2 separate regions of the Homo sapiens genome follow, and region 2 is linked to region 1. A link is a loop called in an ENCODE intact Hi-C map of the cell type or tissue named here. Cell type or tissue: MCF 10A. All regions are shown on one strand. Each heading gives the region's core, and the rest is flanking DNA. Links, peaks and the distances in the headings are about the cores only.

What was found. A loop is a pair of places that touch in the nucleus more often than their neighbours do. Peaks named below come from ENCODE experiments on the same cell type or tissue, not always from the same donor. Only the 100,000 strongest peaks of a DNase experiment are listed, where the experiment ranks them.
Region 2: it touches region 1 in a loop (9-fold over the local background); 2 of 110 quality-filtered maps call a loop at or near these places.

What each region holds. Positions count from the first base shown.
Region 1 is chr11:3,804,358-3,812,686 of GRCh38, forward strand. It overlaps PGAP2 (post-GPI attachment to proteins 2), which reads left to right and starts at 4,203. Exons shown (of 7, transcript NM_014489.4): 1 at 4,203-4,294; 2 at 6,893-7,067. The coding sequence starts at 6,903. LOC124902618 (a long non-coding RNA gene) reads right to left here. Exons shown (of 3, transcript XR_007062559.1): 3 at 6,808-7,199. RefSeq lists a silencer at 4,124-4,453. In MCF 10A, for the core only: CTCF peaks have their summits at 3,634 (motif pointing left), 3,835 and 4,918; DNase peaks (open chromatin) are centred at 3,694 and 4,934.
Region 2 is chr11:3,450,850-3,459,178 of GRCh38, forward strand. It overlaps the pseudogene ENPP7P15. Among named protein-coding and RNA genes, the nearest start is that of ZNF195, 76 kb to the left of the region's middle. RefSeq lists an enhancer at 8,078-8,329. In MCF 10A, for the core only: a CTCF peak has its summit at 4,206 (motif pointing right); no DNase peak of the experiment used is centred there.

The sequences.
Region 1 (8,329 bases), core at 94-8,093:
GGGGGTGGGTGGTTTAAAGCCATCCAGGAAGGATGTCTTGGTCATGAAAAAGATCTTTGAGAAGAACAAGAATAACTCCTCCTCAACCCAGGAAGGACACTGATTTTCCTGAGGCTTCCCAGGAGGCAGTGGCAGAGCTTGGTCTAAAGCTGGATGTCTTTAGCAGTCTATGTCCCTGCCTCTATACCTACCCCAGCCATGCTCACTGTGTCCCCTTTCTAGCAATTCCTCAATCTCTGCTTACCTGTCTAAATACTGCCCATTCTTCAAAACCCAGTTCCATTAAATCAACCCAACAAATATTTTCTTTTTATTTTTGTATTTTGTATTTTTATTTTTAATTTGTATTTATTTATTTTTTTGAGGTGGAGTCTCGCTCTCTCACCCAGGCTGGAGTGCAGTGGCGCAATGTTGGCTCACTGCAACCTCCGCCTCCTGGGTTCAAGCAATTCTCCTGCTTTAGCCTCCCAAGTAGCTGGGATTACAGGCGCCCGCCACCAGGCCTGGCTAATTTTTGTATTTTTAGTAGAGATGTGGTTTTGTCACGTTGGCCAGACTGGTCTCGAACTCGTGACCTCAGGTGATCTGCTCACATCAGCCTTCCAAAGTGCTGGGATTACAGGCGTGAGCCACCGCACCCGGCCCAAGAACTCTTTTTATTTCTTTTATCTTCCCTCACATAAATCAAGGTAGGCGAGGTCTTTCAAACTGATAGTGAAATAAAGAGATTTCAGAAAGGGTCGGTGACAGCCAAGGTCAGACAATACAAAAAAAGTTCAGGACGAGTTCACACTGTGGCTGACATGTCTAATCATAATGACCATCATGTACTGAGTACCTCCCACATGGCTGGCACACTGCTACATTACCTCTAATACAACAACCCTATGATGTGGATATTCTTTTTTTTTTTTTTTTTTTTGAGACTGGGTCTTGCTCTGTCACTCAGGCTGTTGTGGAGTGGTATGATCTCAGTTGACTGCAACCTCTGCCTCCAGGGTTCAAGCAATCCTCCCACCTCAGCCTCCTGAGTAGCTGGGAATACAAGTGTGTGCCACCACACCCAGCTAGTTTTCTGTATTTTTTGGTACAGATGCTGTTGCCATGTTGCCTAGGCTGGTCTTGAACTCCTGGGCTCAAGTGATCCTCCTGCCTTGGCCTCCCAAAGTGCTGGGATTACAGGTGTAAGCCACCACACCCAGTGTGGATATTCCTAAATCAATTTTACAGGCTGGGCACGGTGGCTCATGCCTGTAATCCCAGCACTTTGGGAGGCCAAGGAAGGAGGATCGCTTGAGCCTAGGAGTTCAAGACCAGCCTGGGCAAGACAGTGAGACCTTTTTTTTTTGAGACACGGTCTTGCTCTGTCTTCAGGCTGGAGTGCAGTGGCGCGATCTCGGCTCACTGCAACCTCTGCCTCCCAGGTTCAGGTGATTCTCCTGCCTCAGCCTCCCAAGTAGCTGGGACTACAGGTGCGCGCCATCACGCCTAGCTAATTTTTGTATTTTTAGTAGAGACAGGGTTTCACCATGTTGGCTAGGATTGTCTCGATCTCTTGACCTTGTGATCCGCCCACCTTGGCCTCCCAAAGTGCTGGGATTACAGATGTGAGCCACCACGCCCCCGCGAGACCTTGTTTTAAATAAATAAATAAAACCATTTTATAGACGAGGAAACAGAGGCTCAGGGCTATATGGAGAATTGCCCATATTTCCCAAATCACCAGAGAATTAAAGAATTAATCTAAATTAGAGCACCTCAAGGTTTGGGCATTGGGGGTAGTCTAGAGGCAGGGAGAGGGGACCCAGCCTCAGGGAATGGTACTTAGGGCCAAGAGAACAGACAAGGTGTCAAGATAGGGAACAATAGCCAGGAGCAGACACCCCTGGTTGGAGCTAGACAAAGAGGATGACATGAAGCCCCAAGGCAGAAAACCTGAATCTAGTTGCCAAATTTGGAGAGAGGTAGTTCTTTTTGTAAAGTTTTGCTAGTCCATTTGTCCTGGGACCTTAAAGAACAGGATAGGGGAGAACTCAAAATCAAGAAAAGTAGTTTTTAGAACAAGACACTCTGAGTGCGCACCTTCTCCAGACTTCGGAGCCCCTCAGAGTGCGTCTGAGGTATCTCTGGGTCCTCCACCATTGCTCCACATGAGGCCTGTCAAAGAGAGGGCCTAGACTGGGTGAATGAACAAAAGTGAACACATGAAAAAGAGCTCTGGCAAATTAATCAACAAATGCTAAGTGGCATTAACAGCATATAGTGGATTATGTGAATTATCTCAGGTACCAGACTTGAGTCCTGGTTCTGGCATGTATTAGCTGTGTAAGTAGGTAACTTGGTTTCCCTGTTTTCCATTGTAAAATGAGGATATTAAATAGTATCTACTGGCGGAGGCTCATGCCTGTAATCCCAGCACTTTGGGAGGCCAAGGCAGGTGGATCACCTGAGGTCAGGAATTCGAGACCAGCCTGACCAATATGGCGAAACCCCATCTCTACTAAAAGTACAAAAATTAGCCGGGCATGGTGGTGCCGCCTGTATTCCCAGCTACCCGGGAGGCTGAGATAGGAGAATTGCTTGAACCCGGGAGGTGGAGGTTGCAGTGAGCCGAGATCGTGGCACTGCACTCTAGCCTGGGTGACAGAGTGAGACTCTGTCTCCAAAAAAAAAGAGAGAAAGAAAGAAAAAAAAAAGGCCAGGCGCGGTGGCTTACACCTGTAATCCCAGCTCTTTGGGAAGCCAAGGCGGGGGCAGATCACGAGGTCAGGAGTTTGACACCAGCCTGGCCAAAATGGCAAAACCTCGCCTCTACTAAAAACTACAAAAATTAGCTGGGCGCAGTAGCGGGCGCCTGTTAATTCCAGCTACTCGGGAGGCTGAGGCAGGAGAATCGCTTGAACCCTGGAAGCGGAGGTTGCAGTGAGCCGAGATCGTATCTATTTTCACAGGTTTTTTTTTTTTTTTTTAATGGAGTTTCGCTCTTGTCGCCCATGCTTGAGTGCAGTGGTACGATCTCAGCTCACTGCAACCTCTGCCTCCCGGGTTCAAGCGATTCTCCTGCCTCAGCCTCCCAAGTAGCTGGGATTACGGGCGCCCGCCACCGTGCCCGGCTAATTTTTGTATTTTTAGTAGAGACGGGGTTTCGCCATGTTGGCCAGGCTGGTGTCAAACTCCTGACCTCAGGTGATCCGCCCGCCTCGGCCTCCTAAAGTGCTGGGATTACAGGCGTGAGCTACCGCGCCTGGCCCTCACAGGGTTTTTATGAGGATTAAATAAATGAGATAAGAAGTAAGAGTGCCTGGGATATACTGGGTGTTCAGAATGTGTTATTGCTGTGAGGATTTAAGTGGAAAAGTGCGATGTTAGGTATGGCTAACTTAGAGGTCCTCCACCCGCTGCAGATGCTCTGACTACCCACCAGTGTGCTTGCAGGAGGAATTCTTGGTCCCTTCACCCTCCTTCCCTGTTGGGCTGGGATGGTCTTTGCAAAGGGAGCCAGGGGTCCCCCTCAAGTTCTTTCATGGGTCAGTCATGGTCAGGGTAGGGAGGGAACTCTGGCAGCTGGTTTTGGGGGATCAATCCTCTCATTGTGGGGAGACCCAAGGCTGGTGGCTGGAAATCCTTTCTGCGCTACGTAGGACAGGGCGCCCTCTCCTGAACAAAGGCGGGAACAGCTCTAGGCCAGAGTTTCTGGGATGTGCCTCACCGGGTCTCACTGCCTGCAAAGGTGCTCTTCCCATTGCTGAAATGTCCCCAACCGCCCTGACGAGCAAAGTTTGGGGGAGGGGCGCCAGGGCTGGGAGGAAACTGGCTTAATGTTTCAGAAGGGCGAGGCTGGATAGTTCGGTTAGAATGGAGGTGCGAGGCAGGAGAGACGGGCGGATGAGAAAGAAATCCGGCCCCTGTTGAATTAATTTTGTGTTCTTTCAACAGGTAGATGGAACGCAGCTGAGAGGTAAGGCGACAAGGTGGCTTATCCAACATGCTCAAACTCAGGTATCCAGAGCTCTTCCGGCTGCCCTCACGCAGCCGAAATTAGTGGGGGCAGACCCGGGCTGTAAAGCATGGTTTGAGGACACGCCAGATTGAGGAGGAGAGCCAGGGGTCGGGGTCTCCAGAAGCGGGGAGGAGCCAGCGGAGGATCTGGGCGCAGTTTCCTCTCTAAGTTCCGCCCCGAGAGCGCCGGCCCCGCCCCCGCCGTTCGCGCTCTGACCAGCCCGCAGAGCCAGCCCCCGACCCCGGGCCACCTGGGCCCCCGGGTTCCGCCGGCACTCTCGCCACCACCGCGTGGGTGAGTATGGGCATGGATGTGCTGGGCTGCCGGGCAGCCCCACTCGGGAGCTTGGCCGCGCGGTCTGGCCTCTGCAGGGCCGGGCCCCACGCTGTGGGAGTCCTGGTACCTGCCGTCCTATCGCACACACTCTGTTTCCCAGGAACTGCTGCTCTCTGGACTTGCCGAGCTGGCCCCCTTCTTCTCCCTCCCCAGCGTGGGGCCGGGTGTGCAGGGGTTGAGCTCTCCCTTTATTCCGCGGGGCCTCCTGGTCAGGAGTCCTAGGTGGGGAGGATGGGGCCCCGGGGTTGGAACCCCATAGAGTAGTTTTGAATGGCAGCTGTGCCATTTATTAGCCTTGGCCTTGAGTAAGTGTTTTGAACCTCCCTGAGCCTCAGTTTCCTCATCTGTAAAATGGAAATATACAGGCTGTAGCACCTACCTCATAGAATTATGGTGAGATTAAAAGAGACAATGTATATCAAGTACAGAGCAGGGGGCCTAGTATTCCGTAGGCACTCAGTAAATGTGGGTTCAGACTCGAGGCTGAGGAGATCTCTAGGGACTTTGGAGCTGAGGTAGCTCCAAAGAAAGCAATTTTCAGCTAAGTAGTACCTGTGAGGAATGTAGAACTATCTGCAGGCTGAACAATTGCCCTTCAGCTCCACCCTGAGGTGTGGAGTAGAATGACCAAGTTGGAAGGACCTTAGAGGTAATCTAAACCATGTGATTCCCATGTTGCAGAACTGTGGAAACAGATCTAGAGTGCTTAAGTGGCTTGCCAAAGGTCACACAGCTAAATGGGAGGCCAGGCATACCTCCAAGAATTGGAATGGATTATCCCTTGAACCTCCTCATCAACTCCTGATTTGGGCAGTGCCTCTTCATTCCCTGAAGATCTAGTCTTCAATTTGGGAATCCTAGTGGTTCCTCAGGGATCTAGAGCTGCAGCCTTCAGGGAGGGATACTGGGAGGGAAGACTAGTGCTACTGCAACTGCAGAGTCTAGGTTTGGGCTGGGTGAGGAAAATGTTCCCCATCTAGGGCCCTAAGGGACTTAGAGTCCATTTAGGGATGATCCAGGGAATGTGTTTTTTTTCTGGGAGGGTCACCAGAGCCACTTCCAGCTCCCTGGGATCCCTGATGCTCCTAAAAGGGAGAGAGGAACTTGAGCAATTGGAGCAGGCTGCCTGATCAGGTCTGGCAGCTGGGGGAAAATGGGTGAGAATGTGGAGGCGTAGCCACCTGGCTTGTTCTGGAATGCCAGGATGGCAACCTAACTGAGATCAGGGTTCTTTTTGAGGGTGGGACTAAAGGGAGAGTCTTGTGGGTGGGGTCAGGAAGAGTTGGGACTTGATTTGACAAGGTCTTTGAGCCCAGAAGGGTATATTCTTTATGTGTCTGGAGCCAGCCCTAGCTTGGCAACAACAAGCCAACGTTCCAGGGATGGCTTTCCCTTCAGCTCAGCACAGGGCTTTGAGGAAGAGCCAGCCCTTCTCTCTCTCTGAGTGTCTTGGTTTCTCTATCTTTACAATGGGAATAGGGCTAACTGCCTCATCTATGTAGATTTTGGTTTTTCCTTTTCTTCCTCCTGTGAACAGGTGCCTCTTCTGCCTCTCTCACTCCAGTCCTAACCTGACCTTTCTCAAGTTCAGACACAGAGAGGAAGGGGTCAAGGAAGGCCAGAGTTGCAGTGTGTAACTCTTCGTGGGTCCCACATGTATCTCTTTGTTATGTGATCCTGAGCAGATTCCTGCTCCAACTTTCCCTTCTGTATACTGTGCGGAGCTGGGCTAGGATTGTTGGTATACACTTATTTGTTATAGTTCCTGACCTTAGCTACCCTTATCTAAGGGGGAAATCACAGCCCCCAGGAACCCTCATCTGTTCACAGGAGGGTGATGTGGACAGCCCCCTGGGCACTGGGAAGCCTCCAGAAGCTGACCAAGCAGCTCTCTCCAGCAAACAGCAATCCCAGGCTAGCACCAGGCCTGATTCTGCAAAGCCTTTCACCCTGGGGGCACGTGAGGGAGCAGGCTGGGACAAGCAGGGGGCTTGGGGTTCTGTCAGCTTCCATGGAATCCCTGCCACTGTGGACTGCGGTGCAGGCACACAGAGCCTGGGAAGGGACTGAAGGTGCAGGAGGGCCCTGGGCCAGTGGGGAAGCAAATGAGAGCTGATGAGAGGCCTTGAAGCCTGGAGGCTGGGCCGAGGCTCAAAGGCCTGGGGGAGGAGATGGGCCATGCCATCCACTGGTAGGTTTTAGGGTTGGTTCTTGAAATAAAGAGAGACACTTATTTAAAGCAGCTTCTCTAGTCCTAGGCCTGTCAAGCTAGGCAGAGAGGAGTGAGGAGAAGCTCTCCCAGTCCATTCAAGCTTTATCCTAGCACAGATTTGGTTCATTGTCTTCCCTCTGAAATTGAGGTGGAATGTTGTCTTGGGATTCTGAGTCAGTCTTCCTCATCCAGGGCAAGAGCTATCCAAGTTTAGGTGCCTTCCTCCTCAGACTCCCCACCCCACAGCACACAGCTAATTTTAGGACTGAGCACAAGGGCTGACTTTATCACTGAGTGCCAGCCTGGCTGCCTGGGGCCCTGACAGCATGCCACTCCATCCCCAGGTCTGACAAGATGTACCAGGTCCCACTACCACTGGATCGGGATGGGACCCTGGTACGGCTCCGCTTCACCATGGTGGCCCTGGTCACGGTCTGCTGTCCACTTGTCGCCTTCCTCTTCTGCATCCTCTGGTCCCTGCTCTTCCACTTCAAGGAGACAACGGCCACACACTGTGGGGTAGGGCATGGGGACACTGATACCTCATATTCAGGCCGATCTGGATCTTCTTTAGATCTTGAATATCTTTTAACAAGATTAGCCAGCTCTCCACTGGGGCCCATCAAACATACGGGGCTGCTGGGGGGATGCCTGCAAATTGAAATCTCAAGGGTTAGTCTCCCTCTGCCTTCTGTGAGGTTCTGGAGGCTGGAGTCACTGAAGTGTAATATAGAGTCAGTAAATGAATTACAAGTATAACAGAGTTTGACACATGTCCCACCCCATTTACTTTGATATCCTAGAGAAAGTGGTCTTACATCTTTCTTCCTGGCCCCGCGCCCCATATCCCTGTCCAGAGGGCAGACCTAGAGCCAAATCCTTACTTCATAGAAGAGCAGATTCTGGAACCCCAGGGTTTCTGGGAAGTGGAGAGAGAACAGGATTGGGCTAGAGGGTATTTTGGGCCTCTTAATGTAGCACTATGGGCTTGTGCCTGTCTCTGTAGGAATGTGACTCAGTATATGTGTGTGTGATTGTGAGGGTCATGACTGTATATAATGGGTTTGAGTGGGTCGTGTGTGAGAGAGACTATATCTGTGCCTGTCTGTATGGAGATCTGATTATGTACGTGTGTATGTGTCCTGGGGTGAGTCCCGTGGCCTCTAAGATTCCATAGATGTCTGTGTACCCTCTGGACAGGGATATGGGGTGCGGGGCCAGGAAGAAAGATGTAAGACCACTTTCTCTAGGATATCAAAGTAAGTGGGGTGGGACATATGTCAAACTCTGTTATACTTGTAATTCATTTACTGACTCTATATTACCTGAGACAGAGACCCAGCCTCAGTTTCCTCATGTCTGAAATAGAATTGATTAGCTGGGCATGGGGGTATGCACCTGTAGTCCTAGCTCCTCAGGAGCCTGAGGTGGGAGGATTGCTTGAGCCTAGAAGTCTGAGGCTGGAGTGAGCTATGGTTTTCTCACTGTACTTCAGCCTGATGACATAGTGAGACCCCCATTTCTAAAAAATAAAATAGGGTTGATAATTCCTGTCCTGCTCCTTCCCAGGGCTAGTGTAGAGCTCTAGGTAGAAGAAGGATAGGAAGGTAGTTTAGGGAGGATGATGAAATGTGAGGAGCAGAAGGAGGAGGAGGAAGAGACTGTCAGGTTGGAAGGCAGGGCAGGAAATGAACTTAACCTAGGGGCTTTAGGTGGAGAAGAGGCAGATTCTGCGCATGGACCATTGGGGTCCCTCAGAGTTCTGAAGGCCCCAGCCAGCT
Region 2 (8,329 bases), core at 81-8,080, 350 kb before region 1:
CCTTGGAAATTAGGGATTCCTGTTGTATATGTAATTTTCCACTGATTTAAGAATTTTTGAAATGCTTTACTACAGTATCCTGGCCCATTATCTGTTTTAATTTTTTCTGGAAATCCCATGACTGCAAAACAAGATAATAAATGTCTTTTAACATGGGAAGTAGTTTCTCCTGTCTGGCAGGTTGCCCATATGAAATGTGAGTAAGTATCAACTGTCACATGGACAAATGACAATTTTCCAAATGAAGGTACATGTGTGACTTCCATTGCCATAATGCATCAGGACATAAACCTCTAGGATTAACTCCTGCCTCTTGAGCGGGCAGGTGTAAGACTTGACACTGAGCACAATGTTGTACAACATTTTTTGCTTGTTTCCATGTGATATCAAATTTGTTTTTTAATCCTGTTACATTTACGAGTCAGGGCCTGAAGTTCTTGTACTTCCATGAAGGCAGATGATACTAGCAAGTCAGCTTGTCCATTTGCCTTAGTTAAAGGCCCTGGTAAATTAGTATGTGCTCGGATATGAGCCATATAAAATGGGAAATTTCTTTTTCTTATAGTTTGTTGTAACAATTTAAACAGCTGATTTAACTGATCATCCATACTATATTTGATTAGGGCTGTCTCAACATCCTTTGTAACCTGTACTACATATGCAGAATCTGAAACAATGTTAATAGGCTGATTAAAATCTTGTAACACTGAAATGACATCAACCAATTCTGCTCTTTGAGCTGAGTGATATTGAGTTTCAATGACTTGTTCTTTTGGCCCAGTGTAAGCCACTTTTCCATTGCTGGAACCATCAGTAAACACCGTCAGAGCATTTTCTAGAGGTTTTTGTCTGGTAATTTTAGGTAAAATCTAAGTAGCCAATTTCAAAAACTGGAAGATTTTTGCTTTTGGGTAATGATTATCAATAATTCCCACAAAATCAGCAAGACCAATCTGCCCTGCACCAGAATTGATAAAGGCTTGTCTAACCTGTTCCTTGTTTAAAGAAACAATGATTTTATCTGGGTCATTTCCACACAATTTTACTATTCATAGTCTTGCCTGACCAATTAATGTAGCCATTTGATCTAAGTACAATGTAAAATCTTAACTGTACTGTGAGGAAGGAATGACCACTCCACAAGATCTGTATTTTGAACAGTAATGCCTGTTGGAGAATGTGCAGTAGCAAAAATTAAAAGTTGGAATGGGGCTAAGTGATCTATTCTATTTAATTTTGCTGACTGAATTTTTTCTTCAACTAATTCTATTTCTTTAGTAGCCTCTGGAGTTAATATTATTTTACTATTTAAGTCTGGATCCCCTCTCAAGATAGAGAACAAATTTGACATGGCATAAGTAGGGATGCCTAGAGTTGGCTAAATCCAATTAATATCTCCTAGTAATTTTTGAAGTCATTTAATGTTCTTAATGTGTCTTTTCTTATTTCTACTTTTTGTGGTTTAATTTTTCTCTCCTCTACCTGCATTCCCAAATAATGAAAAGGAGTGGAGGTCTGGATCTTATCAGATGCTATTGTCAGGCCTGCGTTTGCAACCTCTGTCTGCAGAAATGTGTAACAGTCAATTAATTTGTCTCTTGTTTCTGCAGCACACAAAATATCATCAACATAATGAATGATATAACAGTCTGAAAACTTGTCTCTAACTGGTTGAAGAACTTGAGCTACAAAAGTCTGACAAATAGTTGGACTATTAAGCATTCCCTGAGGCAACAGTTTCCACTGAAATCTAGTGGCTCGTTCTTTATTATTTATGGCTGGTATAGTAAAAGCAAATTTTTCAAAATCCTGTTTTGCCAGAAGAATGGTAAAAAAGCAATACTTCAGATCAATTATAATCAAAGGCCAATCTTTGGGGATCATGGCTGGAGAGGGCAGCCCAGGTTGGAGAGGCCCCATGGGTTGAATTATTGCATTAACAGCTCTTAAATCAGTTAGCATGTGCCATCTGCATGATTTTTTCTGAATTACAAACACAGAATTCCAAGGCGAAAATGAATGCTTTTCTAATTGTTCTTTTGCCAATAAGTGTAAGGCCTCCAGCTTTTGTTTTGGTAGTGGCCACTGATTTACCCATACAGGCTTTTCTGTTTTCCAAGTTAATGGAATGGGTTTTGGAGGCTCTACAGTGGTCACCCCTAAAAAGGATACCCTAGTCCTTTTCTTTCTGGATTTCCCTTAGCCTCAATTGGACCTTTAATGCCTTCTCCATTTTTCCCTAGTCCTTTGCCAGGGAGATATCCCATTTTAGTCATGATTTTTTGACTCGTGGGGCTGTATAGAGAGACTGGAATAGTAATCTCTGCATGCCACTGTTCTAATAAGTCTCGGCCCCATAAATTAATTGGAATAGAAGTAATCATAGGCTGAACTGTACTCTCTTGATTATCAGGTCCTAGACAATGTAAAATCCTGGAACTTTGATACACTTCTGAGGCAGTGCCCACACCAACAAGTCCTGTGACAGGCTTTTGTTTAGGCCGATTTTTTGGCCGTTGATTTAAGGCAATGATAGAAACATCAGCCCCAGTATCCACTAATCCTTCAAACTGTTTTCCCTGAATAGTAACTGTACACACAGGTCTATTCTCTGAGAGCTGACTAGCCCAATAAACAGCTTTTCCAGCAGTGTTGGTACTTCCAAACCCTCCTGTTCTTTCTGTTTTGCTATCCCCAATTTTAATATAAGGCAAGAGCAGTAATTGAGCAACTCTATCACCTGGATTGGCACTCCAGGGAACAGTAGAGCTGATCACTAACTGAATTTCCCCTTTATAATCTGAGTCAATTACCCCAGTATGAATTTGAACTCCTTTCAAATTTAGACTAGATCTTCCTAAAATAAGGCTACCATCCCTTCTGGCAGCGGGCCATATACCCCTGTAGGAATCTTTTGCGGGGGCTCTCCAGGGAGTAAGAAATCATTTGAGTAGAACATAAATCTACTGCAGCACTGCCTGCTGTGGCAGGGGATAATTGTCGTATTGTAATTGGCTGATTTCCTGAAATGGTGGTATTTACTGTGGGGTTGTTGTCCCTGAAAACCCTGAGGAACAAATGGCTGAATCCGGAATGCCCCACTTTGTTGCGGGGCCTGGGGCTGGCCCCTCTTCCCGTTTCCCGACAATGGTTGTCCATTTTTATCAAATTTAGAACGACATTCCTTAGCTCAATGTTTTCCTTTTCCACATCTTGGGCTCAGGCCAGGTGGCTCTTTTTTGTTTGTTTGCTCTGTTTATTTAAGCCTGGGCAATTCTTTTTTAGATGACCGATTTGACCACAATTATAACATTTCCCCCCAAATGTTTTAACTTGTCCTCCTAAAGCAACCCCTGTAATTGCTTGAGCCAATAGCATTGCCTTATGCATAGCTCCTCCAATCCCATCACAAGCCCTCACATATTCTGTAATTACATCAACTCCTGCTGAAACCTTTCCTCTTAATGGCTTTATGGCTGATTGACACTCCGGATTTGCGTTTTGATAAGCCATTATTTCTACAATAACTTTTCGGGCATTATGATCCGCAATGGATTTTTGAGCCGCATCTTGCAACCTTGCCACAAAGTCTGGATATGGCTCTTTAGAGCCTTGTCTGATTGAACTAAAAGAACGGCAGGAGGTTCCTGGGTCCTGAATCTTTTCCCAGGCCCTGAGGCAAATAGCCCTTAGTTGTTCAATAGCCTCATTTTCATTACTGATTGTTGGTTAATAGTGCCCTAATTTGGACCTGTTCCTAGCAATTGGTCTGCATCTATATAAGCAACAGGATTAGTAGCCTGATTTTTTCGTACCTGTTCTTGTACCCCATCAGTCCACCAGGTTTTAAACTGTAGATACTGAGAGGGTGAAAGGGAAGATTTAGCCAAAATTTCCCAATCATAAGGAATAAGTCTATTTCCATGAACAATGGAATCTAATAATGTTCTCATATAAGGAGAGTTAGGTCCATATAGTTTAACTCCTTCCTTCATATCTTTTAACATTTTTATGGTGAAAGATTCATATCTAGTCTCAGTTCAGACAGACGCTCCTGCCTGACTCGCTTTCCCGGCCGGCATCGGTTGTAACATTACCGGATATTGCCATGCCTCAAGATCTCCCTGTTTTCTGGCTGTAGCAATGGTCTCATGCAGTGCACTATCTTGTCCACTAGGTGGTACTGTAAGATCAAACGCCATCGCCGTGGGTTGTTGATGTAGTGCCTTGCTATTTGGCACAGGACGCACTGCCTGAGATCCATACTGAACCTCTGGAGACGGCCGATACTGAAATGCGGCTGGCGGCTGGTGTTGATAAACTACCGATGGTTGAGTTTTATTTTCTACTGGCTGGTATTGCGGATACTGTGCCTGGATTGGCATTTGAGATTGTGACATCACAGGCATCTGAACCGCGGGAGAAGGAGTTGGTGGCCATCGTGGTCTAAACTCTGATGGCCCAAATAATTCTGGACCTCCTTCCCCCAATTTTGATGATTCAGGATATATTACCTCCTGTAATTGATTATAGTCAACATTCTGCATTGACCAAGCCAGTACAGGCTCTACTGCATTTTTACAATGTGAACTTTCCATTCCTTTCTTACACTCTGTTCCTGCCTCTTCTTCACAATCTATTACACAGCTTTCAGGGGCGTCAAAGACTGAAACGCTATCTTCTTCTATTTGAAATGGTTCTAAAGTTGCTTTAATAATGGCCCAATCATTCCATACTGTAAGTGGGATGATTTTACCTTCCTAATTGCTTGTTTTAGTTCTTTGCCAATTTTTACCCAATCTTCTAAATCTAAAGTTCCCTGTTCTGGAAACCATGGGCGGAATTGTTCTATTGTTTGAAATAGCATAACTAGATTTTCTGTAGAAGCTTTAACTCCTCCTCTTAAGAGAATTTTAATGAAGCTGAGATAAGAAGCATATTTACTTTCAGTTTGCCCCATTGTTACCCTGGATTCCTCCGAGCGCACAAGCTAACCACAAGGCTGACTGTGGACGTACTCGGGAATCTCTCGTCGGCTGTCCTCAATGCTCACGTTCTTAGCGTAACTTCACCCTAGAGAAGGGCTCCACTCTGGGCTCCAGATGAAGGGATGGCCTGCCCCTCCACACCTGTCGGTATTTCTAGTCAGGTGGGATGAGAGACAGAGAAAAGAAATAAGACACAGAGACAAAGTATAGAGAAACAACAGTGGGTCCAGGGGACCGGCACTGAGCACACCAAGGACATGCACCGGCCCCGGCCCCTGAGTTCCCTCAGTTTTTATTGATTATGATTTTCATTATTTCAGCAAAAAGGAATGTAGTAGGAGAGCAGGGTGATATTAAGGAGGTCAACAAAAAACATGTGAGCAAAAGAATCTATATCATAATTAAGTTCAAGGGAAGGTACTATGCCTGGAAGTGTACGTAAGCCAGATTTATGTTTCTCTCCTCCCAAACATCTCAGCGGAGTAAAGAATAACAAGGCAGCATTGCTGTAAACATGTCTCGCCTCCCGTCACAGGGCAGCTTTTCTCCTATCTCAGACTTGAACAAATGTACAATTGGGTTTTATACCGAGACTTTGAGTTCCCAGGGGCAGGCAGGAGACAGTGGCCTTCCTCCATCTCAACTGCAAGAGACTTTCCTCTTGTACTAATTCACCTCAGCACAGACCCTTTACGGGTATCTGGCTGGGGGACAGTCAGGTCTTTCTCATCCCACGAGGTCATATTTCAGACTATCACATGGGGAAAAACCTTGGACAATACACTGCTTTCAAGGGCAGAGGTCCCTGAGGCTTTCCACAGTGTATTGTGCCTCTGGTTTATTGTGACTAGAGAATGGCAATGACTTTTACCAAGTATACTGCTTGTAAACATTTGGTTAACAAGGCACGTCCTGTACGGCCCTAGATCCCTTAAACCTTGATTTTATACAACACATGTTTTTGTGAACTCCAAGTTGGGTCAAAGTGGTTGGGGCAAAGTGGCTGGGGCAAAGCTACAAATGAACAACATCTCAGCAACGCAATTGTTTAAAGTACAGATCTTTTTCAAAATGGAGTCTCTTATGTCTTCCCTTTCTACATAGACACAGTGACAGTCTGATCTCTCTTTCTTTTCCCTACACAAATAAAGAGCCCAGTGCCTTTTGTCATTGCTCAAGAGATTGAAGGGGTAGGAAGAAAAGATGTTAAGTTATAAACATGTTTCAGTTTTGGTACCACTTGAGCCAATTTACGTTTTGAAGAGGAAAGAGTCTTGCCTACAAAGTCAGCCCCTGGGTTTTCCTTCTGTTTATGGAATCCAGGCAATGGGCAAAGAGAAAAAGAAAACTATGGAATCAGCCAGATGCAGTGGCTCATGCTTGTAATCTTGGCACTTTGGGAGGTTGAGGCAGGTGGACTTCTTGAGTCCAGGAGTTCAAGACCAGCCTGGCCCACATAGTGAGACCCCGTTTCTACAAAAAATACAAAAAGTTGCTGAGCATGGTGGCATGCACCTGTAGTCCCAGTTACTTAGGAGGCTGAGGTGGGAGAACTACTTCAGCCCAGGAGGTTGAGGCTTCAGTGAGCCATGATTGTGCCACTATACTCCAGCCTGGGTGACAGAGTGAGGTCCTGTCTCAAAAGAAAACAAAAAAAGATAAGAAAAAGAAAACTAGGGCATCTGGACAGAATAAGCTTATGTATATAATAAAGAACTGAGATAGAACTGGGTTGACTGAATAATTATTTGAATTGCTTTTGAGTGAATTTTTCCTATTGGAGTCTACCTTTGTTTTTGTGTGTGTGCGCGTTTTTAGTTTTTTGTGTTTTTTTGGTTTAGTTTTGTCTTTGTTTTTTTTCAGACTGGGCCTTGCTCTGTTGCCCAGGCCGCTGGAGTGCAGTGGCACGATCTCAGCTCACTGCAACCTCTGCCTCCTGGGTTCCAGCAATTCTTCTGCCTCAGCCTCCCCAGAAGCTGGGACTACAGGGCATGTACCACCAAGCACAGCTAATTTTTGTATTTTTAGTAGAGATGGGGTTTCACCATGTTGGCCAGGCCTGGTCTTGAACCCCTAGGCTCAAGTGATCCGCCTGCCTCAGCCTCCCAAAGTGCTGGGATTACAGGTGTGAGCCCCTGCGCCCAGCTAGAGTCTACCATTCTTTGAATTCACTGCAGTGCAAAGACTGGGACATGTGGAACTCCAGGTGTATATGGGTTATGTAGAGATGCTAGGGGCTGATTAAGGAAGGAAAGATACGAGAAGCCTGCAGAGCATGCTTTCCCAGACTGTATGGGCCCTGGGAAAGGAGAAGTGGACAGAAAGGGAACACTAGGTACCCTGGAAGAGAAGATTCATCCAAGTCATCAGGAAAGTTACTAAAGCAAGGGAAAAAACTTAGAGACAGGGCCAAACACGCTTCTTCCAAGTCCTTTCTGTCTGCTCAGTCACCTCTATGCTCATTTTTCTTCTTTCCTCTAAGTAGTGTCATGCGTTTTCTTCCTATTCCTAGTCACTCCTAGTCAACTAACTCCTCTCTTTACCATCTTTTCATCAGAACTTGAAACCTCCTCTCCTTCATGTATTAGTGATCATGTTTCTCCATATTACTGCTAGAAACAAGAATTGAAACCTTGAAAACCTGCATTTGAGAACCAGATCTGCCTCTGCTAGCTATTTGAGAAGTTATTTTTTTCCATTCTTTTTGTTGTTGTCGATACAGGGTGTCACTCTGTCGCCCAGGCTGGAGTGCAGTGGTTCAATCTTGGCTCACTGCAGCCTCAATCTCCTGGGCTCAATCAATCCTTCCACATCAGCCTCCTGAGTAGCTGAGACTACAGGTGTGTGCCACCACAGCTGGCTAATTTTTAATGCTTTTTTTTTTTGTTTACTTATTTTTTTTGTAGAGATGGGGTCTTGCTAGGTTGTGTAGGCTGGTCTCAAACTCATGGGCTCAAGTGATCCTCCTGCCTTGGCCTCTCAGATGAAATGGGAAAAGTTCCGTTGTCCCCTTCGAAGGACATGCGATGCGGGTGTGGTTCATTTATTCAGTGCCCCACTGCTCAAACCTCTAGGGGAGCATGCAGACAGGCAGGGAGCCCCATGGCAGTGTCCAGGGGTGAATGTTTATAGTTGAAGCCCCAGTGGGTGTGTGTTACAGGGTGCTCTTTTAGTTTAGCCGTCTGTAGGTAGCTTGTGTTAGTCGGCTCAATTAGACCCCCGCCTTATTGCAAGGACAGAGGGCTCTTTTTGTCCTGGGGTTCTTGCCTTGGTATACCGGAAGTGGTGCGATCTCAGCTCACTGCAAGCTCCGCCTCCTGGGTTGACGTCATTTTCCTGCC